2 separate regions of the Mus musculus genome follow, and region 1 is linked to region 2. A link is a loop called in an ENCODE intact Hi-C map of the cell type or tissue named here. Cell type or tissue: heart. All regions are shown on one strand. Links, peaks and the distances in the headings refer to the core of each region. The heading gives the core; the rest is flanking DNA.

Region 1 (16,651 bases), core at 2,965-10,964, 490 kb after region 2:
TAAACATTTAACCTTTTCTTTTCACATGTTTACAGTACCTTTTAAACCGTGATTTTAAAGTTAGAGTTCTCAATTTTAGGTGAACATGTTGACTAATTTGTAGAACTAATCTTATCACAGCACCTTAATATGATATTGAAATGTCTAATTACTGCAGTCAAACAACATTTAAATAGAGATTAGAAAGAGGAAAAAAACTAGTTATGACTACATAAATACCACAAAGAGTATACAGAACCCGTTTCATGACTAACAAAGCATGTCTATATGATTGTCTACATACTCTTTATGTAGCAAAGGTTGGCCTTAAACTCCTAAACATCTTGTTTCTACCTCCCAAATCCTGGGATTTGGGGATACACCATTTGCATATTCTTGTGGAAATTATGTGTGGTCATTTTGTAAGTATTCCCTCTGTAGCCAGTTATGCATGTTTCTGTCCAAGCTCTATGTTCAAGATTTAAAAACAAAAAGAAACCATGTGAGGTTTCTCTCTCCCTGCTGCTGCTGCTGTGCAATGAGGAGAGCAGAGCCCTGACTAAACACATGAATGAGAAATGAACACAGAGAAGTTGCCAGTGAGCTTTGATAAAAATGCAAAAGCTATTTAAAGAAGGATTGATAACCTTTTCAATAAAGGGTGCTTCGGCAAGGAGTTATTCTCACAGCAATCTGTAAGTAAGTGAGACCTCTGTCAAAACAATACAGCTTACTTGAAAACTGACCCAAAATGACTTAGAGACTTATAATATAAACCTTTTAGAAGCCATGAAGGAAAAAGTATATAAGGCTAAGAACATGCATATAATTTTTAGACGACACCAAAAGTATGATCTATAAGAGGAGAAATTAATAAATTGTCTTGAGTCCATAGGTTTTGAGATTCACTCAACGCATAAAACATAGCAACCATTTGTGGTCTAATGCTGATTGATTACACAATCATATAGTTGAAAGCAACTGAACGCATGATTTAAATTCTACTTAATAAATTCTCACTTGCTAAATGTTCTTCTATAACATATTCAAATAAGCATTTTTTCATATCTTCTCACTGCAGATTATCATTTATCACTTGAAACACATGATACTATGCTACTCTCTGTTGACTAAGTTACCAAGATGAAACAGAACAAAAACATATTGAATAAAAACACCTATAAGCTTGGGTATTTACTGGGAAAACAGAAGTTGGATGGCTGATTTGTTTATATGATTGAAGGAGACATGAGAAACAAAATGCAGGATGTGGAATTCTCATGAACGGGTGGCTGGATGTATAGATGGTATGCATTGCTCTGAGAGTAGCTAAGCAATAAATGCTTTGTTTTGACCTTTGTAAAAGATTATAGGTTATGTAGTATGAGTAACAAGAATATGTTTTCTTCCTTATGCAAAAATGAAAATGTGATAGATAACTATGAAGAAATGAACCAGGTTATTACAATAAAACTTAATAAGCACCAAAATACCAAAATCACATGTCATATTAAATGTTAAGTGTCCAAAAGCAAAACCACACCCTAATTATCAGTTGTTCCATGGTGCCTGGAAGAAATATGTCCTGACTACTCTTAAACCCACCCCACAGTAGATGGTACTTTGAGCTAAAATTATCCCTGGGCTCTCAGTAACCCCAACTGATGTCATCACTTGGAAAATAGCAGGAAACAGTCCCTGTGTTAAGTCTTACATAATTACTTTTTCAAAAGCCTGAGTATCCTGTTTCCTTGTCACCAGGGGAAAAACAGACTTCCCAAGTGAGGATGCTGACAGACTTCAGGAAGCTGTTGGAGGCATGGGCCCTCTGACTTGGCTTGGAAGAGGACCAGGAAACCTAATGCAGAGAAAAGATACACTGGAGGAGAAACATAGGCTTTAGGTCCCACATTTAATACCATAGAGCAAGTTAGGAGCTAGATCTGGTTGAACCAGAACCTACTTGTAAAGATTTTATTTCTCTTTTGTTCCAAACCTCTAGCACTCCCTAAACAAGAAACTGAGGGGAATGAAAAAGTTTTTTTTCTGAAGGAAGAAAGGTCTCTTTCATTGCTGTCTTAGTCACAGGTGCCTTCATAGAGGACTTCAGCGGGAATTGTATCTAGGCTATTCTACTTCCTGCCTAAAACTACAGAAGCTTACAGAAAGTGGAGCCATTGATTGGAAGGGGGGTCTTGTAAAGCACAGCAACAATGGAGGAGGAATGGAGGACATGAGCTTTTTCCACATTTTTTTCCACAATGATAGAAAAACATCCAACTGATCTTTTACAATTAGTCAAAATTCACTATTGCTTTTGGAGAAGATTAAAAAAAGGTGAAGGAGGAGAAAGAAGAGGAGGAGGAAGAAGAAGGAGGAGAGGGAGAGGGAGAAGGAGAAGGAGAAGGAAAAAAGGAGAGGGAGGAGGAGGAGATAGGAGAAGGAGGAGGAGGAGGAGGAGGAGGAGGAGGCATGTTTAACTGTGCCTACAGTGGGCTGGCAGAGTGACTGCAAAATATTCAAACATCTTCCCAGAGGCCACAGAGCTAGAGAGGAACCATCCCCAGACCTGAAGAGAACAAGGAATGCAGATCTGGGTCAGCAAAAGAGCAGCCCTGGCAGCCAGGGTTGGCCACCTAAGCACTGCTGGGATGAGGGTTCTCTTTCCCATTCACAGACTTGTCCCATTCCCAAGGACACCAATGCTGGGATATTTTAAGCTAACTCATCACAAACCAGGGAAGTGTTAATGTCAACTTGGTTTGGCAAAGTTCCTGACTCACCGCCTGATTTCTGTTAATGTCATTAGGAATTCTACCCGCTGGGTTCCCTAATAGTTGAAGTTACATCAAACACATTCCACAAGTCAGAATTTGGCATTGTAAACACATGAATCAGGGAGAGCTGGATTGGAAAACATGTCATTATATCCCTAGTCTTCTGATATAAACCCCCAAACACTGAACAGGTTGTAGAAAACAACTCAAGAGTTAACGAACAAATAGTGCCGTCTTAAGTCACCAACATTGATTTTTCCAAGATAAAACTTTATTGGAGACAGCAAGGAGTATACTGAAAGTGGGGGAGCCATGCCTTCATTCCATAACTGCAATCAGATGCTCTCCTCTGAGAGAGAGTGTGTGGGGAGCCAAGGTGAGAAGCAGGTATGATTCACACCCCAACTGCTTGGAGAGTGCTTATATGACAGTCTTTTTCTCGATTTTATTTTTTCTCAGTTCTTCAACACACACTTTGGCTTCATTTGGGGGAAAATTAAACAAAAGAACAGAATTTCCCTCCCCCAGAGTTACTTATGAAATGACACAGCTGCCCTTTTCTTTGAAGGGATTCTTGTCTTCTGGGATTCCCTTTACCAGAGGATCCTCTCCAGAACGTTCTTCAATGTAGTTCTTTATTTCCTCAGAACATTTAGATACCTATAGTATAGGGAGAGGGGATCAAAAGAAATAAATTATGACAAGGAAATTGAACTTTGCCACTGGTTTTTGTAAGGTTCATATAGTTTAATAAACCATCATATTTCTAAAAAAATATTTTCCTACTCTAAGATTATTATTCTATTTATATGTCATATAATCTTTGAGAAAAATATTGTTCAAGAAACAAATAATTGAAAGTCATTGTATTAATAGTTCACCCATGATCTTCTATTCATACTTGTCCCATGATTTCCTTACTCTCTAAGACGCGAATATAACAGAGCTACCACGTTCAAAATCTCTGGATACCAGGCAGCTATAAGGCAGTTCCCAGGTGTTAAGGGTGTGCCACACCCCATGTCTCATGCAAGGGGGCATGCCGTACTCCAGAATTCCATGGAGTCACAGCTAGAGTCATAGAAGCAGCAGGGAAAGGCTGACAGGGATGTTAGAATTTCCTATCCAACTCACTCTGAGTCTTGCCTCAAAACCCCTCTGATGAGTAAACAAATATTATATTAAAAGCTTCCCTAGAGGCTTAGCAGGGTAAACTGAGACTCTGGAATTTAGGGAATCTGCTTAAACTTTTCTTCTCATGGGACAGGATTGAATTGTCTCTCTAAGAATTCTATCCTTAAGAGACAAGTTGCAGGTTTATTTTTTTTTTAAAGAGAGACTAAATTGGAAATGAAGAGTGAGACTGAGTGTCTTCAGAACAGTCTGTTTTGCAAGTGGTAAGTTTAAAGTAAAAGTTAGAGACTGATGAAAAGTAGCCTTTGAGTGACTCTCTCTAAATGTGCTTACATATGCATCTCCAAAATGCACCAGTAATAAGCACGTGTAGATAGCACAGTGTTAACGCATTTTGCATAATTATGAAAAATAAACTACTAATTAAAAAGTGGCATTCAAAAATAAACAGAAATAGGAATCTTATCGTTTCATTATTTCCTCCCCATACCCTAAAGTACTGTTTGCACGGCCGCGTGTGGGACCCACTGATCCAAAATGGAAAACTAGGTCAAACAGTTACAGGAATTAAAATATGATAATAAATACTATCTTTCCAAAAATCTAACTACTGCTAGCATTTCTAGTGTGTATGTTCTAAGGGAGTTCTCAGTGCTAATAAGGGAGTGTTTAAATCCGGAGTCTGTGGTCCCAGACGGATCGGATCCCGGTACGGTATGATCCGATCCGGGTCCCCACTCTTCCTGCAGAGGCTCTTTCATTGGGGTTCTGAAAAGATCCCTAATCTCCAAAAGTGGGTAATTGCTCCTTCTGTGATTGAGAGGATACACCTGACGAATAATTAATTATCTGCAGGCAGATATAACCTGCGTCTTTGTCTGCTTGGCCTGAGTTAACACAGAGTTCAGGTGTTAACGAAGGATGGACAGGCTGACCGGAAGGGTGCAGGGAAAAAGACTACTGAAGTACCTGCCTTATGCTCTGTGGCTTTAAGTGAGGAACTGGTTATCGCTTCTGGGACTGAGGGGGTTTTTCTTCTTTCAAGTGAGGGATTGAGTGAAAACCAAGCACCACAGTGCTTACCCAGCATCATTATAATCGTCTATATGTCATAGCTACAATAAAAAGTTTGGGAATGGAAAGGAGATCCACCATCCACTTTGTGTCCTGGAAGAATCACTCTAAATCTTTCTCTTGTCCTAGCAAACACCAAGAATGTTCTAGGAAACCTGTGCTGTAGGGTGTACCCCAGGGCTGTGGTGGCTGACCTGGAAACTGTAAATAAGGATGTTTGACTTGTACATCGGCACACCCAGGATGCTGCCTGATGTCGACTTTGCAACTTGTCCTTTCCTATACCCTGTAAATTCTACACAATGATGCTAAATACTCTGACTTTCCAGCTTTGCAAAGGCTAAGTATTATTTCAGCACACACCATACACCATGCTGTTTAATGTGCAATCCCTCTGGCTGAGACTGGCCAAACTCTGGGGTTTGTCATCAGTCAAAACAGCCCCCTCCAAGAAATAATGTTATCCCTTAGTTCTCTCAGCTGTCTTATTCCTCTAATCACATGATTTCTTAAAGTTACAGGAAAAATAGAATATCCCACTGCAAAATCGAGGAAGAGTGTGAATTTGTATGAAGCAACGGGCTAAATCAGAGTGGAAATTTCATAAAAATGTAAAACTCAAAAACTTCCAGCACCTCCCAAAAACAATTCAGGAGTATTAAGCTTTATCATGAATGTGTTTGGAGCCTGTTTATATAATTTGCTTCATTTCTATTTCTTCATTCTTTCAAATAATTGAAACAGAAGGCTAATGTCAAAGAGCCTGAGGTGTGGCTCAGGTGTGACCACATACACAGTGCCCAGAGTTTGAGCCCTAGTAATCCCAAACTCTTAAAAATAACATCACTCCATAGGGAAAGGCTGGAAGAAGCTGAGGAGGACTGCAACCCCATATGAAGCCCAGCAGTCTCAACTAGTGGGGATCCCTGAGATTTCAGACACTGAGCCACCAGCCAGGCAGCATACAGTAGCTGGTATGAGCCCCCCATCCCTGCCCCACTCATATACAGCAGAGAACTGCTTGATCTGGCCTCAGTGAGAGAAGATGTGCCTAACCTGCAAGAGACTTGAGACCCCAGGGAGTGGGGAGGTTTCGTTGGGGAGGGAAGGTGGGAGAGATAGGGGGATAGGATGGGATGTGGAACTCTGTGGGAGGGCGGACCAACTGGGAGAGGGAAATGACTGGGCTGTAAAAAAGTACAAGTCATAATAATATCAGTCCAAATTTTTCTTGCTCTGGGGAAAAAATTACTTTTCTTCAAATTGAACAAGCTATCCAAAAGTTTTTTTTTTTTCTAAACGACTGGTTGCTTGACAGAGTGGGAAAAGAAGATTAATGTAATCAAGGCGCTTACTATCAACAAAGAATTGAAGTAAAAATTCCAAGTTTTCCATGGAGTTTCAGTGAACACTCCTGGGTATTTTTTCATTGACTGGCCAGGGTGGCCTGGAACTCCTAACCCTCCTGCCTCCACCTCCTAAGTGATTGAAAATTACAGGCATGCACCACCACACCCTGCATTTATTTATTTATTTATTTATTTATTTATTTATTTATTTATTTTACTTTGCAGCCATATCCCATACAGTATAAATGTAATTATGTGTCTATAAGTCAATACAGTAAAGTCTATTAATCATTTAACACACTTCCAAGACAAAATGGAAATTGCATACAATTTGCAAATAACAGAAACTCAGGCAGTGCTCTCAAGTCCCAATGGAGTCAGGATCTTTGCAAAATTAAAGCTAAAATTGTTGGGAGATTTTCAATGTGGTTTTAGAAACATTCTATCATACACCGTCCTTTCCAGAATGGAAGCCAGCTGCCCTTTAAGGGATTGGTTGTCTCCCCTGTTTGGGACTCTGTCTTGATAACATTTGGCTTTAGATTCCTTATTAGTTCCTGGCTCTTCTCACCTTTTGCGATTCCCCCACATCATCTAGAAGGTGGAGCCCCCTTAAAGAGAAGCTCCCAGAAAAAGACACCCACCCCTACCCCTCATCGTTTAATCCAGTAATCCTGACCTTGGCGCATTTCTGAGAGTGAATTCTGAAATAGCCAGCCACCTTACCTGTTGTCTCTGCAACTTGACTTCTTTGCGAAGTTGCTCAACCTCCATCTTCAGTTTTTCCTTTTCCGGCAGATCCTCGATGTGAAGGGCAGGCATCTTTGCCCCAGAACTGGGCCCAGAAGTCACTTGTGCAAGGGAGCCACTGGAAGCGCCTAGAACTGGGACGCTTCCCCAAATACCCGCGGGCCCAGGCTACCGCCCCCCGCGCGCAGGACGTGACTGGCTCGGGAACCGCAGCTCCCAGCTCCCCGGGGGCTCGGCTTCCTGCCCAAGCCTGCTCCCGATGGCCTTTCCCAGACTCCAACCAACTTCAGGGCGGCTTCTCCAGGCCGCAGCAGCCCTGTAGCCAGGCAGTCTGCCTAAATATGGGACATCCTCCTGGCTGCTCTGGGCAGGCTGCAGACCCTGCAGGAACAGGACCAGGTCGCAGCTCTGGGCTGGACTGCCACAGGACTCTTGCCACGCCCGGGGGAGCTGCTGGGCTGGAGACAGAAGTTTTACTTTTGTTCTCTCTCTCTCTCTCTCTCTCTCTCTCTCTCTCTCTCTCTCTCTCTCTCTCTCTCTCTCTCTCTCTCTGTGTGTGTGTGTGTGTGTGTGTGTGTGTGTGTGTCCAACTTAACATCCGGGTTTTGTTTAAAGCCAGGAAAGGAACACTACTCAGCAGGAAATAACTAAGGATCCTTAGATCCTTCACCTCTCCAAGTTTTAAAAATACACAGCATATAACTTTTCCATACACGTAGTGGGGAAAGTGGATATTGGGGAGGAAAAGAAGAGCAATATGGAACCTAGCTAGGTCTCAGAAGTATACAGCAGAATTGTGTTGACACATTCCACGTGGTTTCCTAAAAGCTCAAAAGGCCTTTCACAAAAATATGTTTGGAGGACAGAAGTGGTTTGAGATGCGGGGTGTTTCCTGTCATTAAATGACCATCTGGCTTCTCAATAATAGAGCTTTCACTTTTGGGGAAGGAAGACGTAACTCTGGGAGAATAGAGGACACCCAGAGAAGCCTAACAGAGGCTCAAAATCCCCTCCAGAGTTTCTTCCATCCCCGCAAGTTTTGGGAATACTCCTCTACACGAAGGGGCAGTTTTCTTGCTTTTTAACGTTTTGAATTCCTGGCAGACTTCCTTTCCTGGATGTAAGCAGCAAAATCACTTAGAAGCAGAAGAATCCCTACATTATGAGAACATGGTTCACAGAGAGCAGCCTTGGATAGCCAGGAGAGTCTACCGGGACATACTTAAGCAGGCAATGCCAACCTTTACTGGCTCCGTTGGTCATACTGCTCAAGGACAAGTAAAATATAACGTTTACGTAGGAAACCTGCCCTTGCAGTACTCGACTCCCTGTTCTTCCCAGAGACAACCTCCCAACTCATAGTTAAATGTGGATGAAGAGTGGAGCCATTAACTGAATATTTCAGGGTACCTGACCTTAGATACCCATCATTGTTTAGTAAGCACAAGCTTTGTTTGTGCAGTTTCTCACCAGGCTCTGCTGACTGTCCTCACTGAATATATTAAGATGAAAAGAACAATGGGCTATTTAATGAGTGCTGTTTGGTAGTCCTTCCAACTCTTCCTGAGCCATCATAGCTAAAATTCACTTATGTTTTGTTTTCCCATTTTAAAATTATGAAGTGAAGGAAGAGAGTGAGCTGCTGGGGTGTGTGGTGTCTCTAAGACCTAAATATGCTCAATCGTTTTTGGTTTTGTTTTTGTTTTTTAACAAAGGAAATGTTTAAACGTTGGACTTTTTGTATTTGAAATACCAGAATTTGTCAGGTTGAGAGTTGGACTGTCTGGTGAAGTTTGGCTTCTTAGTGAACTGTCAAGACAAACTCACATCTGTCTGAAGAACCCAGTTGTTGTTTTAAATTCCCTATGTCTTAATGTCAAAAGGTTGGCTAAAAATAGCTTATGTAAGCCAGTGAAAGGAACTTAGATGAATGTGGGCTAAAGTAAACAGGTCCTATACCAAAATTAAATAAGTTGGCAAAGAAAATTAAGGTACCTATATCTGTCTTAAATGATAGACTATTTTGGCTAGTAAATTTCTTCTTTGTTAATCAGCTAGTTGCATGCAAGGATATATATTTATAAATCCATATTGGTTCATGAGCATGTTCCTCAGCCTATGAGACTTAAAGTTTAAGTATTAATTTATATTTTTGCTTTCATTCTCAGAAAATTCACAGCATATCTTGTTTGAATAAAGTAAACTAAAATGTGGAAATGTTTTATTGTTATTTGGTTTTAGGTGGTAAAATGATGCAGTAACTTTAAAAAGTGGAGGGGTCTGTAGGCATTCAACTTTAAGACCCAAAGAAGAGTCACAGTAAGGAATTTCCCAAGTATCCTTGTGGAGATGCTCCATTGCCAGTATTCTAAAGTAGGAGTTCCGTTTGTTTTAGTTCTTTAGCTCCTGTCCCTGCTGTTGTTCCGAGGACTCTGTGTTTCATACATGCTAAGCAAGAACTGAATCACCTATACAGCACCCAGAGTAAAAAAAAATTTTAAAAGTATATATTTAAAAAAAAAATAATAGTTTGTACTGGCGGATTCAACTGTGTTACAACTTTATACTGTGCATTATTCCATGAGAAAGTTATTTACAGGGTAGCATGACTAAGATATTAAGTCATACCATAAGGAAACTGCAGGTGTAGACAGAATAAACTTTTGTTAAGCATCTGGCCAAAATCTATAGTAATCTGTTTAATAAATGAAAAAGAGTACGGAGATGATGTGACTGGTAAAAGTGCCTGCCACTCAAAACCTGAGAACTTCAATTCAGATCCTTAATAAACACGTAGAACAGTGGAACTTGTTAATAATCTACAGCGATAGGTTGCAGGTTGGGACAGAAATCAGTGGATTCCTGGAGCTTCCTGCACAGCTAGTGTGTCTAGCCCTTTGAGGAGTTCTGGGCTCTGCTTAAGAATTCATCCCAAAAAACTGAGATATGTTCATGCAGTGATGGTACCAGCGCTGTGGGAGTGACCAAGTGTCCTGTGCTTATACTCAAGGCCGACTCCACAAGAGGAAATTTGTGCTGGGAAGTATAAATCTGTTTTAACAAAACTTGTGGGTGGTGAGGTCATAGTTTTGGGAGTATCTTAGCTAAACTAATATACAGTCAAACGGCCTTCCAGAAAACATTTTTATAGACAAGTGCTACTCTAAGTCTTGATCAGATGATCTGCTTGCTAGTGAATGACTGTGAATGCAGAGACTCATGGCTGCTCATGAATTTGATAATAAGTGAAGCATGCCTTCTCAGTCCTAAGAAAGCCATCTATGATCTCCTCCCCAAGGCATGGGAAATGTGAACATCGTGGTATGAAAGGAATTGAAGGATGGGGGACTGACTGCAAACACCAACTTTTGGTTGGGGCTCAAGCATGAGCTTACAGTAGATGCAGACTTCTGTACTGAGGTTACACAAGAGTGAGTCTGTTGGCTGTCTAGCATGGATGGAGGAGTGGCTTCAGGGGCCCTACTGGCGAACTATTGGCTACTGGTCGATTTGGGGAGGAGAGTTACTACATCAGTTGTTTCCCCTTTGGAAATCCCTCTAGGTTCAGTTCACAGTTCCAGTTCCATACTTGTGGGCTGACAGTTGCTCTGATTAAAGTCAGTGGGTCAGAAAGAGAAACAATAAGACTTGGATTTGAAAAGGGACTTTGGAGTTGAGTGTTGATAACACAAGAAAGAAACAAAGTAGTGTGTGGAGAAAGTAATCAGAATGTACTACATGCATGTACAAAACTAGCAAAAAATCTATCTTAATTAAATAGCAAAATACAGTGAAGATTAATAGCAGTAGATACCTGGTGTTGATGTCTGGTCTCCACATACATGTACAAACAAACAATCTATATATACACACACACAGACACACACACAGAAAAGCAAATATTTGCACTTATAGACTGTAAAAAAATCATGATCTTGAAATTAAACTTTTAAAACTTAAAATTTTTAAAAATTCTCTTCCAAATATATCAAGTTTACTGCTAAAAATCATATGAAGGAGGTTCTTTATAAAAACATCAAAAGAAGTTATGTTGCAGTAAAAAAAATGCTAATTTGAATTCTTGGAACAGTATTCTGGACCTTATGTTATCATGTGTGTTAAAATAATAAAAAAATAAAAGAATAAAAAAAAATCCACATTCGTTTCTGCTTCTCTTTTCTAGGAAAAAAACAAACTAGGTCACATCCCAAAATCTGCCTTCTGAAATCATAAAAATAAATGATAATAGCATAGGTTATTAAAATGACGGTTTAAGAAAGGTATTTTAGCACATAAGTGTTTTGCTCTGGATTCATTTGATATTTATAGGAGTTTGATTTGAAAAAAAAAAAGCAATCGCAGGACAACTTGTAGAACTATATGTTCATTCAAGGCTAAGCATTTGCATGTGCTTCCTGTTTTAGACAGAGATGCCTTCAAGTCCCAGAACACCTCCACAGGCATTTGTAACTTGCTATACCAACCAGTTCCTTCCTCTATGATGTTCATATAAGACTTTAAGACCCTATCACAAATGATAATTCTGGTAGTCAAACGTAACCAGCTTTCACATATGACTCTGTTTTGGAACTGATGAAATTTGTGATCAGAATTTTCAGAAAATTGACTAAAATCCACTCAATCCAAATAAGACTGGGCTGTTCCCCCTCCTCTTCTGGCTCCTCTTCTTGGTCTTCATCTTGGTCTTCCTCTCTGTCTTTCGCTACACCGTGAACTGCCCTACAAGCTGCACCGCAAAGTGTATGTGATTCAAATGATGCATTGTATAATTACTCATGCTTACTAACACGCCACCAGGCTTTGTTGAAGAGCCAAACAGTGAGGCATTCTAGGAGATTTTGTTGTTCTTTGTTTTTTGTTTTGCTTTTGACTGCATTAGCCAACTCCCCTGAACCAAGTAACCCCTGGCTCTGAAATGACAGTTTCTAAAGAAAACAGAGTCACTGTCAGCGGCAGCTGTGCTGTCTGGGGGACAGTCACAGCTTCGTTTCCTTCTGTCTGGATATCTTCCTCTGCCATTCTCTCCTTTGTGTTCTTGCTTATTGAAAATCCAACAATATGTATTTTTATTCAATAATAAACTTAACGTAGTACATAAGAATTCTGCCTTGCCCACTATAAACATTTGGCAAGTATATGCTTTTCTGTTTTTAGTCGAATTAAATATTAATGAAGTCAGTCTAATTCTAGTAACAATTTGTGATAGGTTTGGCTGTTACAAACTTTAGGCTTTGGAAAATTATGATATCACATTTAAATGAAGACTCTAAAATTATATTTCAAAGTAAAGTAATATTAAATGACTTCAAAGTATATAAATATAATCTTGAGGGGGCATAAGAAATTATCTAAAAAAAAGACAGGCCGAAATGGAGTTGGGAGACCTTTCAGGTGAGGAGATCAACTTGACCAATTTTTAATGGGAAGATCAGGGTACCCTGGCAGCTATTCTTATTTATACAGGGACTCTACGGGGATTACAGCAGTGAATTTCATTAAGGTTTCTATGTGACTGTTTCTGAGCTAAGAGATTACAAAACCCAAATAAAGATCATCCTTAGTTCATTTTATACATTTCAAAGAGTTATATTTGCTTGTTCAAAATTCTCCATGCAGGAGATGAACTGAGGTTTTAACTTTGAACCATCAGACTTCAACATCTGTATCAAGGTGTAGGATAGAAACTAGAGATATGCATTTAGAGTCTGCTTTGCCTGTTGCTGAATGTCCTAACAAAGACTTTGCATTCAATTAGAACAGAAAGGAAATATGGAACTGTTTGTTAAATAAACACTAACTTGTGGGTGGAAAACCCCTAAAGACAGACTTCAGTCCAAGAAATAATTACATGTAATAGTAAAATGGGTGGTGATGTTGCTATGGAGGAACAGGGAGTAAAGACAATAGATGGAAATGCTGGGGTCGGTGGAATAATTGACTTTTGTACTTCTCAGTAGAAGAAAAGTAATTTCTCCTTAGGAAAAATTGATGAGATTGCATAATTTACCCTGGAGTCTTTATAACATATGGTTTCTCAAATGAAGACACTCAGAAAAGGATGTCGACATCAGCCCATGATCCTGAGCCCTGACCTCAGACGTCTGCCAGACATCCTGAGTCTATAGTTTGCCTGTTTGGGAGAAAATGGGTTGGGTTGACTATTTCCTATGATCTAGTGGGAGAACACTGAGTGGACCTTCAGACTGTCAGCCAGAACCAATAAATAGTACACAGTTTGCTTTCTATCACCGAAGGGATGGGCATCACTTTGTCTTGTGGTATTCTGATGACTAAAGTATTCAAAATTCACTGTCCATGGGAGGTAGCAATTAGGAGACAATGATAATAAAATGCTTTGCTTTATGTAATTATACCTGTTGTTTCTTACAGAACCAGAGACATGGTGGCTGCAATGCCTGTTTTGTGTGACTTGCCCTAAGCATGGTATGCACTGTGATAGTGAGGACCTTTTATGGGAATGGAATGGAAAGGGTTATAACTGATAACATCTTGAAAGTTTTTTTTTTCTAGTTCTTTTTCTAATTTGTGATGGTTCATAGCTAAATGTTACTGTGTCTCACCATGTGTCAGACAATATATGCTGAGCATTTTAGTTGTATCCACAACCAGTATTATCTTCATCTTCATAGAGAAGAAACCATGCCTTAGGAAGAAGCATGAAAGCATCAAATTCGGTTAAGCAGGAAAGTGGCAAAGGCCAACTTCTATGTCTCCAAACCCTGTGCTCATAACTGGTTAAATTCACTATGTTCTGTGACCACAGACAGAACTCTTAATACAGTTGGCACTCTGGAAAAAAGTCACATCATTAGTGACAGGTAGAACTGAGTAAGAATGTACACGAAACTATGTTAACAATAGCCCTATTGATTGGGGTGAGGGAAAAAAGAAACAACTGAAAAAGTTTCAATAATTAATGTATATTATATATAATAGGCAATATGTAGTATACAATATACTACAATATACAGTACATATAAAGTATATATATACATAGTTTTTTGCTAAAATAAATTATCCGCGTATTGAAACAATAATCTTTGTAGGCCTGTGAGAAAATTGAGAATAAAATATGTTTAACTATAAAAATTCTAGAAGAGGCCGAGCGGTTGTGGCGCACGCCTTTAATACCAGCACTTGGGAGGCAGAGGCAGGTGGATTTCTGAGTTCGAGGCCAGCCTGGTCTACAGAGTGATTTCCAGGACAGCTAGGACTGCACAGAGAAATCCTGTCTTGAAAAACAAACAAACAAAAAACAAAAAAAACAGATAAACAAAAAAAAGTTCTAGAAAAGTATCATTAATATTGAAAGAAAAATGAAGGAATATAAAACTGCAAAGGCAGTTTAGAATACACTGCTTCTAAAGCAGGGTTCATCGATATTACACCTAATTCCTTGTTAAACCTTATGTGAAATACTTCATGAAAAAATGAGTTTACATATTATTACATCTTTATTTTTATTAAAATTTAATAATTTAAACAACATACACAGTTTAATTATATAGGAGAACAGTTTGCATTATCATTAAAATTCTAAATATTCTAAGAAAATGCCTTCCCGCCTATGAAATCACACAGCCTCCTTTGAGTTCCTTGAAGGGGTTTTTGTCTTCTGGAATCCCCTTCACTAGAGGGTCTTCTCCAGACCTTTCTTCAATATAATCTCTCACTTCTTCACAACATTTGGAAACCTTAAAAGGAAGGAGACAGAGATAACTCAGAATAAGAACAGAATTCTGCAGACGATACAAATGTATTTATTACAATATATTTCTATGTCACAGCTTTTGAAGATGATTCCATCTGTTTTCTGCCATTGCACACGTCTTTTCCAGGGTGGGAAAAAATCATTCCCACACTTCCCTTTTAGATGTCTCCAGAAGATAGAAAGCTGACCCTTGAGCTAACATTTCCTAACAGGCCCTTCCTCTAACTTTGTCAAGGAAACACAAGTGGGAGATTTCTCCAAAGTATGTCTCTCTTCTCTTCCTAAACCTTTAGTGTGAAGATGGAGGAGAGTGAGCAGTTGCTAAATTCCTGGCTTACTCTCAGTGTCAGATTCTCAGAAGTGCAGACTTGCAGCTTTAACTCAGTGACTGTTCCTAACAGTGTACAGCATATGCTCTAAGAGGTCACTGACTGGCTATTTTGTTTAGTAGCCCAGACACCTAGAACAGAGCCTGTGATGAACTGATGCTAACAAGCTAATGTCTGCCGAAACGGGCATTCATTTATAGCCTTATGATTATGATTTAGAAAACAACCAGGCTTCAGTGCTGGAGCTACATAGGTAATATTGTAAGTTATGTAAATAATTTAGTGACTTTTCCCCATAAAATTGTATACCATATACACATACATGTACAATTGTATATATGCATAAATATATATGTGCATTTTAAATTCTATATTTGGAAATAGTCCCAATCTAATGGTACCAGGAGATGAAACCTTTGACAGCAGCTTTCACCCTGAGGGTTAGCTCATGATCGATCAGTGTTAGCACTGAAAAGGACAGGTTCACTCCCTCGTCTTTTTGAACTATGTAAGAACTCACTGAGAAGATACTACCTGGGAATGAGGGCACAGGCCCTGGACTTGGATGAGCACAGTTCCAGAACTGTAGAGAATGACATCAAAATGATTTACCACGTATGCAAAGGCATGCAATGTGTTCTAATCTCTTACAGCAGCAAGAATAGACTAAAACAAAGTGTGTGTGTGTGTGTGTGTGTGTGTGTGTACATGCGAACATGCACATGTGTTCTAAATATACAGCAAAATATCTGTATAGGAGGAGGTGGGAGAAGAAAAGGAAGAAATAAACAGTAGTAGGAAGACAACATAGGATTGAAAAGAGTGAGGTTTACAGTATAATATTGTTATTTAAACTTGCAAAAGCAAGAATATTCTAAATAGTGGGAGAGATGGGTGATAGTATATGTCATGTTTACCCTAAATAAATAACTCCAAGGTGATTAACAAATCTTAAAATATTTACATTACTGACCAAAGGACACTCAGGAGCTCATTAGTATAATAAGGACTTTAGCTTGTCAGTTTTGTGTTCTTTTGTGCTGATTGAAGATTTGAGTTTATCTTTATATCAAAACAGGTTTTGTCACTATGGACATGACAGTTGGAGGCAATTATAAAAAAAAAAAACTAAGCTAAAATCTTAAATGTATTTGTTTAGAAGTAAGGTTTGAGCAATGCATGACAAGAATATAAACTCTTCACTCTGTTCTATTAAGGATGTGTATACATACATATATGCACACACACACATATTCATGAAGAAGTTTTTGTTTTGCTAATTTTTCTAAAGTGAAGTGAACTTACCCAATACACATATCTACACTCCTTGAGATTCAGTTACTGTTTGGTGAAAGTTTTCTATTGCCTTTTCTTTTCTATTACATTTAATGCAGAGACTCTGGTTCACACTATTCTCAAGAGCTATCAGATGGGAATTTTTTTCTTTTTTAGGAGAAACTCGTGAGGTGTTGTGGCTGAAATCATCTTTATTTGTAAAGGAAGACG
Region 2 (16,651 bases), core at 5,072-13,071:
CAAATAACATTTATCCAATAATGAAAATGACTTGGTATCGCACAACTGGAGGAGAAGGGTGTTAAATCTAAATACTAGCTATTTTGTGTCAGTGATTTTGATTTTACTATTTAAGTCATACATTTAAACAACAATTGACAGAGGGCTGGTGATGCTAGTACACTGAAAGTAGAATCTAATCATTTCCTAACATTTTAGACTTTTTATTTTGTTAAGAGAAATGTATGAAGAACAGATGCATGAAGGGTTGTAGGGTAAGCCAAGCATCTTCCAAATCTTTGTAGGTACCCAGTACAGAAAGTCAAAATCTATTTCTGCCATATTTCGAACAAGGGTCTGTAATGGGGTAGTCGTTTGATAAACACCATTCAATAACTGATACATTTTATAATGAGGAATCAGGAGAGGCATGAGACTAGCCAGTTCATGGTAGATCTGTTGAGCAGATGGCTGATCTCTTATTGTGGTCTCTGACTCTTTCCTTTAAAACAACACTGAACATTTACAAAGGTTGCTTGGAAGTATTTAACGTTTGCAGCAACTTGAATATCTGAGTCCTGTGAAAGATAAAGTGGATCCCTCCACTCCTGCAATTCTTTAAGTGTGGTCCCCGGAACCCGTGTTATTGGCATCGTCTTAGAATGTGTTAAAGAACATGAATTTTCATGTCCTCTGTCAGACCCAGCAAATTAGGAATTCTGGGTCATCAATAATCTATGCTTTTACAAATCCAGCAGGTGATTATGATCAGGCTCCATGTTGAGAACTGCTGGTACTGAAGAACGGCTTTGCAGTTAAACTTGGATCAAGACAAATCACTCCGATAGCATCATGAAGAGTAGACAGGAGCAGTACAAGGGAAACATGGAGGAGGCCTGTCAAGAGGGCAATTCTTTCTCTCTGCTCCTATTAACTCCTCACATCACCATCACATCTAGTTGTATTCACTTTGAGTTTATCTTCTGACTTGCTGCTTTTAAAAAACTTTTTATTTTCTTTCTAAAATTAAAAATAGATATTTGAAAATTATTTGAAATAGTTTTGAAAAATATTGGGTTTTTGAAAAATCTAATAATATGGACGTAGCAAATAGTAGGTGTGACAGGTGTGTGAGTAGTATGCCTAGATTTCCCAGCATGCCCTGCATTATATGTAGTAATGGCATATGATGCTTAAAATATGCTTTAATACATGTTTACTATGAAGTGATCAATCCAGGCTAGTTATCATAAACAGCTAAGGGGAATGCGGAGATATCTCAGTCCATACAGTGTTTGCCTTGTAAAAATGATGGAATTTCATCTCCTGAACTCACACACAAAATCTGGAGAATGTCAGCACATGTTTGTAATCCCTGTGCTTGGGTAAGGATGCAGGCCTACCCCAAGGCTCACTGGCCAATCAGCCTAGTCAACTTAGGTCATTGAAAGATCCTGTCTCTAAAGTAAAAAGTTGTTTGGTACCTGAAGAACGACAACATTCTGCTCTCTCTGCACACACATTAGTATGTATACATTCACATATAAAGCATCTGAAATCCTCATTTAGTTATGCTGAAACACAGAATATACTATGAAATAAAATATAAAAATGCAATTACAGCCACCATGATCATCCCTCTTAGCTACACTTCCTACTCTTGGATAATGTTTTCCTTTTGTTCCAAGCCTTTACTACTTGATTCTGTTCTTGATTCTCTTTGGTTGTGTAGACAATAAGCTGGATATCTGGGAAGTCTATTAGTTGTTCCTTACTGGCAGTTTTTATAATGTGAAAAGAGAACAGTTTTAGTAATCTTTTCTTGATTCCATGCCTGTTTGGTTAGCAAGGTTTACATGGGAAAATGAGTGCTTGAGGGCATATTTTCTCTCTTCAAGCAGGTCAGGTGGTTGGAGGACAACTGAAGCTGGTGCTGTGGAGTCTCGTGACAGCCTCAGATGCTTCCCTTCGCTTTCGACCTATCCCTGGCACAGTTCATCACCTTACAGCACACTGCTGACCTGGGTTCCATCCCTCCTTATGAAGTAGGTCAGTTAAGGGAAGGAAGACTCGTGGTTAATGCCAAACCCATTGTTTACAAGATGCCCTCAGGAGCCCAGGTGACTCATTGCAGACACATACTTGCATTATTTCTGTTGTGTCTAAGACCTGTGTCAAGATACGAATAAAACCAGCACTTCAGAACCTTTCAAAAGGTAGTGGTGGGGTTTCCTTCCAAAGCACCCAAAAGATCCAAAAATTGTGGAAGATGCAAAGCTAAAATAGACACCAAAGTTGTTACTTGTGTTTGTGAGTCCCTGATGTGGACATTTATGTGCATCTAGAGATACTCTTGCCCAGACAATAAGATGACCTTAGACAGCTCGAAGGGCCAGCATTTTCAATGTTGTTTGCATTGACCTTTTTTTTTTCTGTCTGAGTCAAATGAGGCATCCAGTATCTACAACTCACCTTCCAATTTGTCTGTTTAATATATGTTTGTGTACACACACACACACACACACACACACACACACACACATACACATAAATATACATCATATAAACACATACATATGCACATACACACAAAGACACAGAGGACATATACATGATGTGCCTAGTCCCTTATGACTGATAAAACCAATAGTTATTCATTCATTTGTCCATTCTGTCAGTCATGTTCCTATAGTCCCTTCACGATAGACTGTGATGCTGGGCCTCAGGACATGCTTGTGGCAAGTCTCCCAACCTCATCCTTTCTTTCAACCCTGAAAGGTGGGATACTCTAAGCTTTAGTGGCTAAGGTGGACTTGCCTGCCTGGGTCACTGACAGCATTTCCCCAGGGTTCTTGGTTCCAGCACATGTGCTAACACCTACAGGCCCCTTGCAGGGCCCTCTCAGATGACAGTCCTGGCATATTATCTTTATGTGTTGCCTGCTTCTAACTTCAGCTGCTAGCTGCAGCTGTTTGTTTCTGTTGTGCCTGATCCCAGTCTTCACTTTTCTCTCAGAATCTCCATCTGAGATAAGGGGGTGAGTTTCAGTGCCCACCCACCCCCTCCAGCTTCCTGTGCTCACCCCCCCCCCCCCGCCATCTTGTTTGAACTGTATGGCCAACCAACAACTGTGGAGGTCTTATTGTGTAGCAGGTGTGAGCGTGGAGAGATAAGATAGAATTTCCAATCTCAGGAGAATGTTGTTTGCACAGTAGATTTTCTCCAATTGTGAGGATAAGGAAATTTATTTTTGCAGCTTGGAATACTTAAGATTTTAGGAGACAAATAAAGTTAGGAAGGGATTAAATGCACACCTTATAATTCTTCCTTGCAACAGAATGTTCAAAATAGCATGCTAAAAAGTGTCCCTGACTTCCTGTGCATCTTCAGTTACTAAAAGGAAAAGAGTCAGAGGAACTGGTTCTGCTTGGTGAGGTCGAGGAAGCTTCTAGGAGGAACAAATAGCAGAATTGATCCTTGAATGACTTTAAAAGATAGAAGGAAAAACTTCCCAGGGCTATGGCACAATGTGCATTGAAGATGACATTTATCATAAGGCACACTTAAACAGCCATTGTTGTAGTGATTTCCCACTAGAACAGTGGCTTTCAGCTTAAGGTAACTTTGTTCCATCCATGGGAAGCTTTTGGCAATATCTGGAGACATTTTTGATGGTCAGGACTAGGCGTAGGAGTGTGTGCAACTGGAATCTAGGGAAAAAGCCAGAATGTTGTTCAACATCCTTCAGTACATAGGGAATGGACCCTACACAAAGAGTTTTCTGCATCTGTGCCAGCATTGACACCACTGAGTAAGGCTGGGACCTTCCTTGCCATCAGCTCTAGCATGTTTGGTGTCATCACTGACACTCAGGTGACATTTGCTGAGAGATCACAGACAATAGATATTTAAAGTTAGTGGTTGAAGCCTAATTAAAGCGTATTTGAAAAATTGGGTAGAGAGAAATAAGGAATGGGGTCTCGTCTTATATCGTGTTCAGGAATCCTTCTTTAATGAATAGTCCCTGGAAGATCACTAGAGATTTTGTGCCTGACACTATTACTACCTGACTTATGCTTTAGTAAGCAACAAGGCAGCAGCAGGAAGAGCCCACTGCTCTCTACTTAGTACTATAGACTGATCTCCCACTAGAACAATGGCTCTTGGCTTAAGGTGATTTGTTCATTGTGAAGCATTAGTAAGGAACTGTGCATTTACATAGCAAGGAACTATAATCCTATAGGGAGAAGGTCTAGTTCCTTTTCTTATATTGTAACCAAAACAGATCAAAACAAACAAACAAACAAACAAACAACAACAACATCAACCTCAAAAACTCCAACCACAAGCAACTTTGGGAGAAAAGGGTGTATTTGGCTTACATTTCCAGGTCAGTTTATCAAGGAGGATGGTCAAAACAAGAAGCAGGTACCATGGAGAAAGTTTGCTGGATGAGTCACTTCTGGTCACTCAACCTCACTTTCTTATATGGCATATAACCACCTTAGAGATGGTGTTGCCTACAGTAAACTGACTTCCACTACATCAGTTAACAGTCCCTCGCTGACATGCCCATATACCAACCTGATAAATACAGTTTCTCAGTTGAGATTGCATTTCCAGATCATCTACAATAAGTTGACAGTTAATGCTCTCTAGGACAGCAGAGACTGTGAGGATCTAGCCTAGAGCTTGGCAGTGGGGGCAGAGCAAGCAGGTCACATGGGGCACACACAAGGTGTTAGAATTGAGAGACCCTCATGGTCAGTTCAATATGGAATATACGATGAAGTTTTTTACTTGGGTGTGGGTGTTATTACAGAGGACGAAAAAGACAGGAAGGAAATTAGGGTTTGAAAGTTTGTATTTATGAGTTTGCCTTTGTGCCTTTGTCAAAGTGTTAATTTAGATCCTCACAGTCAATAGATATTTGATTAATCAATAACCTACGCTTTGAGGATATCAACATAAATAGTCCTAATTCTTACAGTGTTGCCATGTTCATAGCCTAGCCACAGTAGACACAAGCAGAAATGGCTCCTGTCTGTTGACAGATGCCTGGATAAACCGAATGCTCAATAGAGCTCTATTGAGTCACTGGAGAGAATGGAGTACACGCATACTGAACAACAGACCAAACTTCTAAAAATATGCCAAGTGATGAAACTTAGACACAAAAGATGAGATATTTAATGACATACTTGCATGAAATATTCAGAATAGATAGATCCATAGGGGTAGAATCCACTAATGGTAGGCAGAAGCCAAGGATAGAGGACAATAGGGAATGATTGCTTGATAGACAGGAGAGCACTTTTGGGGTGCTAAAAATACTCTGGCTCCAGGTAGTTGTCCAGCACCATGAATGTACTAGAGGAAACTGGCTTTTACATGTTCAAGTAGTTAACTATACTTTGAATTAGTTCGTACAACAAAAAGCATTTTGAAGTTTCAATTGAACACATCTCTCCTTTTCTTATCACAGGAAGCACCCCTTCTTGTGAGAATGACTAGTGAAAATGTAGCGAATCAAAGGGGACAATGTATAATTATGTCTCTGGTAATACACAGTGTTCTTCAAACTGAGAAATTATCTGGATAAAGCCAGCAACAATGAAAGTCCATGGCAGGAGCAGAGGAAGAAGCAAGTTCAAGAACCATTTTCTCTATTTTTGTGGTCCTGATTGCTCCACTTTATGTGAGTCATAATGGAGTCATTCCAGAGACATAAGTGGCTCCATCAACATCACATGGCCACTGAAGAGCAGAGGTCTGAAATAGGCAGGCTCACCTGGTCTTGGAACTTGAATCTTTTATTTTTATAGCCTTGATCCCCAAGGTCTTGGCAGAGAATAAAGGCAAATGATGACAGTAATAAGTAGAATGACAGAATTCAAAAATTTGTTTAAAAACGAATTGTAAAAGTTAAGATACCACTGAAGCTTCCTTTAATGTTTCAGATGCTTTCTAGAAGAATTGAAGAATTCTCAAATATCTAAAATATCTAGCTTGTTTTCAGAAATAAGGAATGGGGAGAAGGCTATGGATACGGCTTAGTTGATAAAGTGTGGTGTATCCTGATTCAAATCTCTAGCATCCACATTAAATACAAAAAAAAAAATGGGCAAGAAAGTTATGGAGGGATTAGTAAGGAAGGCACAGAGTAGTTTCCAAAATTCAGTACAGGAAAATTCCCCATGCAGGATAGGACTGCATTGCACCATCTCAAATCTGACACCTCAACTTGGTAGCTACTCTCGCTGCTAATAGAATAGCTTTCAAGCTTGACAAGAGTTTACTTTACATAGTGTTTAGAAAGCATGTCCTATACATTATCCATTTAGCCATGACAATGTTCCTTTGGGAAATGCTTGACAATTTTGTCAATAACAACGAATAGCCAAATTGATGCCCTGTGTCTTCTAAATCAAATTACCAAGGTCTCATCATTCATCCATCCATGTCATGCATTTCTGCCAAACTAATTATGTTATAGTCGCCCACAAAACTTTCATCGACTCTATATGTTTTACATCAGCAAGAAGAGCATCTCTGCTTGACAGTGTGGAGGGTATCTATAACAATTAGAACCAGTAATGTATTTAACCTTATTTTCTACTACTTAACAAAATGCGTTGCATTATCTATTGCTGCCGGGGGGATTATCCTACAGTTTAAGTGGCTTACAAGAGCAACATTCTTATGTGTTTTGGTTTATGGAATTCAAGGAAGTACATCAGTATTCTGTCTTTCCTTGGACTGGCTGTGGTCAGGTAGGAATTATCTGGTAACTGATCTGCTATGAAGCATCCAAGATGGCTGGTTCTCCAGGCTGACAATTAGCAAAACTAACTAGACAGCTAGACTCAGCTGAACTATTGACAGAAACACCTGTATCTGGCTCCCTAGACAAAAACGAGATCCCCTACTACTGGCTTCTAGAGAGAAGACTTTAAGAAAGAAAAGAAAGTACTACAAGACTTACTTCTTACCCTGGACAGCTTTATATTGTCATTTCCACTGTGTTCTATGATAAGGACACATGTAGTGCCAACTGATACACATGACATTATAACACAAAGTTATAATGGTATGATTACCTGGAGGCATCTTTCATTAAGGAGTGACCTTAGAAGATTAATAAACACACTTGACTGTATTTGAAGAAATTTTCATTCTTTCTTTTTAGACCTCAAGTTTTTCTGTGTGGTCCTGGCTGTCCAAGAACTTGTTCTGTAGAACAGGCTGGCCTTGAACTTAAAGATCTACTTGTCTCTGCCTGGGATTAAAGGCCTGTACCACTACTGCCTGGTTCAAACCAATTTTCATTGCATTCACCTGATCTACATCTGGATCTATACTGTTTTTCATCTTTCCACTAACTCCATCCTAACCCTCAAGGATTAGTCAAGTTTCTCACTGAACCATGTCCCTTCAGTAGATTCTGTGGTCTTCAAATTTGTTTCCCTCATTTTTGAGACAATACCATTTTTTAAAAAAATAAAGTCTTGTAGTAAGAATAGAAAGATAAAGACTGAGTTGAGGCATTTGTATGAAATAATTCTCAGCTTTGGATGCCAGTTTGGGTGGCGAAGGCCAGCAATACAAAACAGATTTGACACGACTACTTTGTCTTCAAAAGCAGAGAGGCTGGAGCTACCATCTATAGAACCAAGACTCATCAGATGAAGAGCAGGAATGTGAGGGAAGACTAAGTCCCCCTAGAACACGCCACTCTGATCATGTGGTGGGGAACTGAAGTAAAGGAACCTTGTAAGCAGTAAGGGGTGAGGAATGGACCATGAGAGGGAGGTCAGGAAAGAGAGATTCAGGTCTGGAGTTGGCTGGAGGGGAAATCTCACTGAAGCTGTGTGACTGACTGAACAGTCTAGGTCAGAATTTGTGAAGATGGATTTCAAATTAGTTAAGGATAGATTTGATGGGGATTTTTGAGACACAAGGTAGATAAGGATTTTGAGAAAAGAAAAAGGGAAAGACACATGGCTTAGTAGGTTTCTCATGATCCAAAGGAGAATGAGGTATCAAGATAAGAAAGAGAGTCAATGTTAGATGATGAAGGAGAACTAATAAATACCTTAAAATTACAAGTCGAAGATGTTGATGACTTAATGACTCTTGAGAGAGGTGCCATTTAGAGTAAGTTAGATTATATCCAGTGTGAATGAACTGTGTGCTCCCAAGTAAGAGCAGTAGGATCTTTTTTGTTTGTTTACAAATGTAGCAATAAAAGTAAATCCATACATCTCTACAATGGACTTACAAACACAACTACCACAACTACTTATCTATCTATCTATCTATCTATCTATCTATCTATCTATCTATCTATCTATCTATCTAATCTATCTATCTACCTATTATTTTATAGGGTCAGGGATTGAAGCCAGAGAATCTTGAAGCAAATGTTCTACCATTGAGCTACATATCTAAAGCCTGTAAGCAGCACTCTCAATGTTAAATATTCTTCTCTGACAGTGTCATTAAGAGGAGGTATGTGCACGTGTGTGTGTGTGTGTGTGTGTGTGTGTGTGTGTATACACAATGCAAAATCCAGCTCTGCATTAACCTCATTAGAGAGCTGAATTTTTCATCCCAAGATTCCAAAGTAGACTTTGGACAGAATGCAAATATTTTTAAGTTGATTTATTTTATTTCATGTGTATGAGTGCTTTGCTTATATGTATATGTATGTGTATGTGTATGTATGTGCAACATGTGTGGGTGGTAACCATGAAGCTCAGAAAGGCATGCCAGAATTCCTGAAAGTAGAGTTGTGGGTGGCTGTGTACCTTTATATAAACTCTGGGAATTGAACCTGGGTCTTCTGTAAGAGCAACAAGTTCTCTTAACTGATGAGCCATCTCTCCAGCCCCCAGAATGAGAATCTTTAGGGTGGGCCCCAAGCATGTACAGGATAAAAAGGGCTTCTGGATTGACCTACTGGTTGAGGGGCACCTAAGGACCACAGACTTCATAGAAGAACTCCATGGGGGTAGTGATAAAAAGAAATTAAATTGTTGGGGTAGAAAAATCATAAAATGAAAGCTACAGCAAGAATTCACGATGCAAAGAAGCAAAACTGAAGACAAATATTCCTTATTGAGAGATACTGCATTGAGTCATAAATTGTCTTCTTTACTTTCTTCTTCCTTTCTCTTTCCTCACCCTCTCCTCTCTCTCCCTCTCTCTCTTCCCCCTGTCCCTCTCTCCCTCTCTCTTTTTTTCTCACTCTCTGTCTCTTCCTCCAACCTCTCTCTTCTCTCCCAACCTCCCTTCAGCAAGCAACGTGGACAGTTTTGTGAGATTCTATCTTTAGAATGTCAAGCTTGCCCCCTTCACCCATCCCCCCCTACCCCCGCCAGCCACCTCCAGCCTGTACTGGGCTGGGGGAGGAGAGTAAAAAGAATGTGTTCTGTGAGTATGAGTCTCAGGAACCATTTCAAGCCAAACAGTTCCTAAGTATTTGATGTCTGGAAGATGGGGGGAAGGGAGTGGGCAGAACTCTGGCCATTTGTCATTTCCTGGGAGGTGTTCCACACTTAACCCTTCAGGGAAGGGCATTTAAATAGATTCTAGGCTTGGCCAAAGCAGCTCCAAGCCCTAGGCTTTTGGCTTTTTACAATCTTGTCCTTCCCCCCAACCCCCACCCCTTGCCCCCTTACATTTCCTGAGAAGATGGCTGTTTTCTTTCAAAGGGAAGCAGGTAGCAGTGTTATGACTTTGGCTAAAGAGCACATTGTGTGTGTGCTCACACTTAATTGTGACAATTCAAGACCCAGACACAAACAATGGTACACTGCACTAAGGGCTTTACACAGAAATTATTGCATGGAATTACGCTGTGTGTATGTCTTCACGGGAAAATCTTTACAAAACTCAGTGAGTGCCTGGCTTTTGCTTGAAACGTGCAGGAGAAGAAAGGGTTACACAAGCCTGTCTCTTCTTGATGCATAACAGCTGGTAAGAAAGTACAGCATCTCCCTCACCCTCAGCTCTGGGACTTGGACTAAGTAACTCACCCCCAATACCATCCCCCACTGCCTCCCTCTGCTTAGTAAGATTGCCTGCAAAGTTGAAATCTGGTGTAAACAAAGACAGCCGCTTTTGGGTCAGCTGAGCCCAAGATGGAGTTAAGAGAAGCAGGCAACAGCTCCTTTGTAGTCTTCAGGAAGCGCAGCCACTTCTGTGCTGTTTTCTAATTACTCAAGGTGAGTTGTGGTAGTCTCCCAAAGAGACTGAGGTAGAACTGAAGACCCCACCTGCAAGCTGGGAAGTTCCACACATTCAATTATGTGAACAACACTGGACAGCTTCTTGCTGTACACAAGGCACAGTAGAGAACAATTTTCCTGCCCCTCTAATCAGTGTCTTACAGAACTGAACTTGCTTGCTACACATAAACAGGGACAATAAGATGAAGTGTCCCACCAAATGGCACACCCTCGGGTCAGCATAATAACCACTTAGGTTGTGGAGAAATCCACAAGACTCATGAGGTCCTTAACTAAACACATGGAGGAACTGTGCATTACATTCTCTCCAGGTTGGAAACTGCTTTAAATAGCACTCAGGAAGAGAGTTTAGAATGTCTGAATCCTTCTCTCCCCCTCTCCCGCTCTTCTCAGCTCCTGTTCTCTCCCTTACCCCATTCTAATCTCCCCCCTCATCTCCTCTCCTGTTCTCCCTCTTCTTCCTTTGTCTGGCTCTCTCCACTTCTCTTGAAGATAAAGCAAAGAGTAATCCTCGCATTTTGAGTAAAATAGTGGATAATGTGAGTGGAGCTAACTAGTTACGATGGATGCTGAAGCCCAGGAGAAAAAGGGTGTGTGTGTGGGAGGAGATTCACAGAGAAAAATTGGGGGATCCATGAAAATGAGGAGTGGGAAGTAGGAGGGAGAGGAGGGCATGATTTCATGAAAGTTTTGCTATGCATGAAAGAATTGGTCCTAGGATGGAGGCTGAGCAACAGCTTCCCCTGGGGAGGAGCCTCTTGAGCCACGTTGGCCTCTTTTTGGAAGGGGAGGGCTGTGGAGCTATGGTCAGGCAGGGTTCCAGCTGCTTAGCTATGTGGCATTGCTGCTATTGTTGAAGAGAATTCTTTCCCTATGACACATCTGTCTTCTCAATTTAATAGAAACTACAGTTCTTGGGATTTTTCTTGCCATGAATTTGAAGGAGATCAGAAAAGAGAAACTTCTCTTACTCTCCCCTCTTCCCCCGATTTTACAAGGAACTATTTGCAAGGCTACTTTGTAAAAGAAGAATTAAGAACACAGAAAAAAAGAGACAGACTTGATCCCTCCCACCAGATGGATATTCAGAAAGAACCCATCATTTATCATGGGGAGAAGTCCATTAGTGTTGATCGGCTGTGTTTAACTGACTCTGTGTGGAGCTTTGCTTTAAAGTGCTTGTGTGAATATAATGATCAGCGTCCTGTTGCTCCAATTCTGTGAGTTAAGTGGTAACTTCTGCAGCTAGGTTATTAATCTGTCGGCAAATTACTAAAACCCTGGGAAGAACGGAGACAAGAGAAGGGGAATATCCCCATTTATTAGGAGTAATGTTTTCTCAGCCTACATACGTAGAGTGAGGAGCAGAAAGATCATTTGTGAATTTATCAGTGACTTTGGAAAGTCAAGGGGAAAAGCTTTGCAAATTCAAACTCAGTTGTTCTCAACTGGAAGTCTAGGGAAGAGGTCACTTAGCGGTTGAACTAAAGATGGTAGCCACATTTGAGGACTCTGGTTCATGGTCATTTTCTTGGAATTGGTTCTGAGGGCCCCAATTTCTAGAAATAAAACCCCCTAACAAGGCAGAACTCTGCATGGTTATTTATAATCAAGGTGGTAAGAGGATTTCAGGGGTAGGCTCAGTGAGCTGTGTTTTAATGTCATCCAGTGGATTCTGATTCTAAGTGATGCTTATGGAACTCTGGGTTAATAACCCCATTGCTCATTGCTGCCACCACCTACCCCATCTGAAAGTAACTCACTCGTTGTATTAGCTTGCTAGGGCTGCTCTAACCAAGGATCATAAACCTAGTGGCTTAAACAACACACACACACACGTGGTCTCACCCTTGTAGAGGTTGGGAGTTTAAGTTCCAGGTGTTCATCTTCCTGAGCAGAGTTCTAGGAGCCAGGGTGGAGGCTGGGCGGTCGAGTCGACTCAGGAACTCCCTGTTCTGTATCTTCACATTGAATACCCGCCATGCCAATCTGTTCACACAACCTTACTTGTGTTACAAAGACATTAATATTGCCTTCCAGCCCACCCAAATTTAAAACTTATTAGGTCTTTGAAAACCCTCACTTTAAATAAGATTAAACTTTAAGTTTCAGCATATGCTCAAATTCTCCTTAATCACTCCTCAAAAGAATAGTTGAGAGTGGGAGAGTTAATATTCAGGACACTTTTTAAAAAAATTTCTCCTAGGTTTCAATTATGGGGTTTACTGTAATTCTAGAAATGAAGAAGGTAGGTTCCTTTGGCAGATATTATTTTAGCAAAAGGGCCCACTGTGCCAGGAGCTTCAGCATAGCCACCAACCTGAAAAGACTTCAGTTTGAACCCCAGTGCTAACAAGTGAACCATATCTTTTAGACGTGATGGACTGACTTCTGGGTCTATCAGACTAAGCCCTCCTTCTAGGACCTGGAGCTGTTTAAGGTTCATATATTTGTAAACAAGTCATATGTGCTTCTGAGAACTATAAGCCTTATTCTTTCCTGTCTAAGGTGCCAGTCATCTTGCCACCCCAGACAACTAGTGATTTCAAATTCTTTTAAGTTTCTTTCTGTCACATATATATGATTATATACATATATGATATATAGACACATATCATCAACATATATATTTATTACGTATAGTATCACTCCTAAATTTTGTTGGTTAGATTCATGTCACAACTGGCATAACAAAAATGAAGCTCGAACACATGATTAGTCCTGGTCAAAAGCATCCATTTTACTCAGGTTGTCAGTGGGAAGGAATGTAGGTTTAGACAACTTCTTATCTTTTGTGTACATCTGCAGAAAAAAGAGAAGAGGTGCTGATCAGTTTCTGCCCTTGAAAAGCAGTAAATACTCATTAATTCAGACTTAATTGTGAATTTGTGATTATGTGAACACACCAAGTCATATAAGTGGGATCATAAGGGGAAAAATTAATGAGAAGAAAAGTTTTCCAGAGTAGACAGGGAACAAGTAAGTGACGATGTAATTCTGTCTGGTTAACAATAGTGCCCCCGACATCGAGCATCCTGCCTGGGAGATAATATCTTTTCAACAAGTTTATGTTGAAGAAATGAATGGAACAGAGGAATAAAATCTGCACTTACAATATCCGCAGATGTTGGCAGCGTTTGTGCTGGGGCCAAGCTACGATACTCTAATTGCAGATCTTCCTTCGTTATTTATTCAATCTGAATCTCAACGAAGCAGCTCTCGGTCGAGTTTTAATTAGCGTTGGTTCTTTAAAGCAATAAACCTGAATTTCATTAAAAGAATTGCATTACCCAAATTTCATTAATTCATAGTCTTCCCCCACCCCCTGCCCTTCATTTACTATGGCATGGTAAGGTCTAATTTCGTTGAAATGACCAGAGGGAAGAAAGTGATACCAAGTAGGAAGCATGAAAACTGATTAAGGAGAAGATTCCAATGTTTGTCAGAAGCTGTCTCTCTTTATGAACGTCATTCTTACCTAAGAGTGGGAAGGACCGAACCACAGTGGTTGAGAGTACAGATTGATGGCTATGGCTGTCTTTGGGGCACCTGAGACATTGGTAGGAAATACAGAAAATGATTGTATCTTTGGAGATCAGGACATTAAGTCCCTCCTTTGAGAAAGCGATCACTGTTACCCACGTGAATGAAGCAAAACTTTTAATGTGGCTGGTTTAAAGCCCATCAAAATAGCGCTGTATTTTTATTTTATTTTATTTTATTTTTATTTTTATTTTTATTTATTTATTTATTTTTTTACCAAACTTCACTTGATTCCACAAATGAACACCAGTGGATCCTTTCCTTTTAAAATGTATTCACGTTCTTTCTTTATTTAAACTTCACAGTTACGAGTGAGCTAGAGGCAGGTAGTATGTTCCCTTGCTTTGTTTGTTTGGAGCACTGTCAAAGCTAAGCCAGAATGATGTTCTGAGAAAAGCTATTCATTACCACTAATGGTTAACCAAGACCAATACTGGGTGTACTTAGCTGCAGCCTTCATTTTCCCCTCCTATTTAGAACCAAGCAGGCTATAATTGAGAGAATTGAGGAGAGAGATGGGCACTTTCATCAGTCTCAACATCCATTTTATTTGGGCCTATGATCCAATTTTCTTTAGTACGCCACAGTGTCCCCTGGTTCTGGGTACTCCGACTTATTTTTCATGTTTACCTGGAAAGCATTTTCTATGCTTTGTTCCATGTGCTGTAGCTTTTATGGGAATTTGTTTAGTTTTCCTCTGAATGTAAACGTGTTCTTAGAGGCTTAGGTGCTTCTCTCACATGAAGCCAGTCAAGCTTCTCTGCCGCAGCAAGCTCTGTGTTCTTGCTGATTATCAGGGACATTCTGTTGGGCAGAATGGAAACAGTGCTACAACAGTAATTAGATTTCATCGGGATGATAACCAGCAAGATTTTTTAATTGCAGAGAATGATCAGAATGGTATGTTTTGCTGCCACAGAATTTAATACGAGCAGCCCTTTATTAATAACAACCCCCTTTCCAAACATGTGGCGTGTATTTGCGGTTCATCTCCACTATGGCCTAATGATGTTAGATTCCTTTCATTAGTAAAAAAGGCTCAAGAAAAATCTACATATCTAGATAACCAACCCAGTAGCAGACCCAGAAGGGAATTAAGTGTCTAACTTATAGTCCCATCGCCTCTCAATGGTCAGCTGCTCAGCAGAGAAAAAGCCAGTTTTCTAAGTGTTTAGACCACTCCCTAAGCTGCCCCTTCACTTTCAAGAATGTAAACAAAGAAATGTCTACTGTTGTGATTAGTTTTAATTGAGTGAAGGATGAGAGTGAAAGGAAGCAGCAATTTGGGTTGTTAGAGCCTAAACATCTTGGACCTCTGTGGCACTTACAGACCCCCCTCCACTTCCCTTTCTTCCTGTCTAGAGAGGACTGGGGAGACCAAAAGGAAAGCAGAAACAGATGTGTACAGGTCTTGGTGACCTGCCAAGAGGCTGATGTTTTATGCAGATACCCACACAAGCACAGCCGATAAATGTTCCATAAATCCACAGCTGCATCCCTTCAACAGGTACCAAACAATGCGGAAAGTCTGCATTTTTTCAAGGGGACAGGGGCTCTGAAAGTCTGAGGTCCAAGGCTCTGCACACAGAATTCCATTTCTCCTCCAAATTGTCTGCAGCGTCGTTTGCTAAGCATTGTGGGACTCCGGTCTTAACTGATTGCAAATGTCTCTGAGGTAAAGTTTTCCATGGGAGTCACCAGCTGGATTTGGCCAGTGTTCATTCTCTCTTGAGGTAAAATTTGCCAAAAGGGGACGGGTAATAATGAGATTCCCACCCTCAAGTCCTGACGTGGCCATAAGAAGAAGCTGTCAACTGGGGTTTGTTTTCCATGCAACAGAAGTGCAGAGCACTTACAGAGACCAGGTAAAGTCATTAAAAAAAAAGTAACTGGACTCTTACTTCTGCTCAGCCAGAGGACTTCCAGTGGTTTGTGAGTACAGCCCCCAAAAAAAGAGGAGCAGTTTCCAGAAAAAACACCTTAAGCCGCCAAGCCAAGCAATCTTCTTAAAGTGGGTAAAAGCAGGGCTGGCAGGGTGCAGCTTGGAAGCCAGAAACCTTCCTTGTTTCCTTTGCCTGCTCTCGTGGACCCGAATCCTGGATTTTAATAAGGCAGCAAAATTGAATTGCCAGGAAGAACGGAGCTGTCACCTGCTGTGTATCTTCATTAAGAATTGAAATTCTTCAAAATAAGCTTTCCCACCAGGATTAAAAGACAGAAAATCTATTGTCACAATTTCTGGATGTTTGTTCTTGTATTTCCCAAGGGTCAGAAGTCGTCATTAAAACACATAGTTCTCTTCAAATTGGACTTCCTTGAAAAGAGTGTTATTAGTTCTTTTTTTTTTCCTTTAAAGGAATCATAAGTAGAGGGAAGACAGGGTTGGCCTTTCCAAAGCAAAACTGTAAGTTAGTAGGTACTCAGTACCTTTGCCTGAGATATTCATGTCTGTTGACTTCTAAGCAAAGGTCAGAGCGACTTTCTGAGTTATTCTGGCGAAGTTTCTTCTGTTTGCTCTCCAGATAATGTCAGCAAGGCTACTATCCCGTAGCTCAGCCTTCAGCATAGCATAGATACTGAATGTTTATAAATCAGTGTCTCACTAAGTTGTCCAGGCTGGTCTTGAACTTACTTCGTGACCTGAGCCTGCTTTGAACTTGTGATGCTCCTGCTTCAGTCCACAGAGTAGCCTTCTGGCTACAGCAGTGTGCCACAAGTTCCAGGTGAAGGTTTTCTTGTTGTTATTTCTAAGTCATATTATTTGGGGAGGAAACTCAAATAATTGTCTTCTGGTAACAGTGTAGTCTAAACTGGAGTGGCCCTCCACTTTTCAGGGCTTGCCGTGTTCTTCCTAGGACAAAGCAGCGGTGGCTGTA

Evidence for each region. A loop is a pair of places that touch in the nucleus more often than their neighbours do. Peaks named below come from ENCODE experiments on the same cell type or tissue, not always from the same donor. Only the 100,000 strongest peaks of a DNase experiment are listed, where the experiment ranks them.
Region 1: it touches region 2 in a loop (2.3-fold over the local background); 2 of 42 quality-filtered maps call a loop at or near these places.

What each region holds. Positions count from the first base shown.
Region 1 is chr6:3,994,800-4,011,450 of GRCm38, reverse strand. Gng11 (guanine nucleotide binding protein (G protein), gamma 11) reads right to left here and starts at 7,464. Exons shown (of 2, transcript NM_025331.2): 1 at 7,040-7,464; 2 at 3,006-3,416. The coding sequence starts at 7,135. The coding sequence ends at 3,291. Gngt1 (guanine nucleotide binding protein (G protein), gamma transducing activity polypeptide 1) reads right to left here. Exons shown (of 3, transcript NM_010314.3): 3 at 14,015-14,799. The coding sequence ends at 14,671. In heart, for the core only: no CTCF peak of the experiment used is centred there; a DNase peak (open chromatin) is centred at 7,330; H3K4me3 peaks cover 2,267 bases; H3K27ac peaks cover 2,345 bases.
Region 2 is chr6:4,482,908-4,499,558 of GRCm38, reverse strand. No RefSeq gene overlaps it. Among named protein-coding and RNA genes, the nearest start is that of Col1a2, 14 kb to the left of the region's middle. RefSeq lists an enhancer at 14,237-16,096. In heart, for the core only: no CTCF peak of the experiment used is centred there; DNase peaks (open chromatin) are centred at 9,528, 10,028 and 11,008; H3K4me3 peaks cover 1,161 bases; H3K27ac peaks cover 3,396 bases.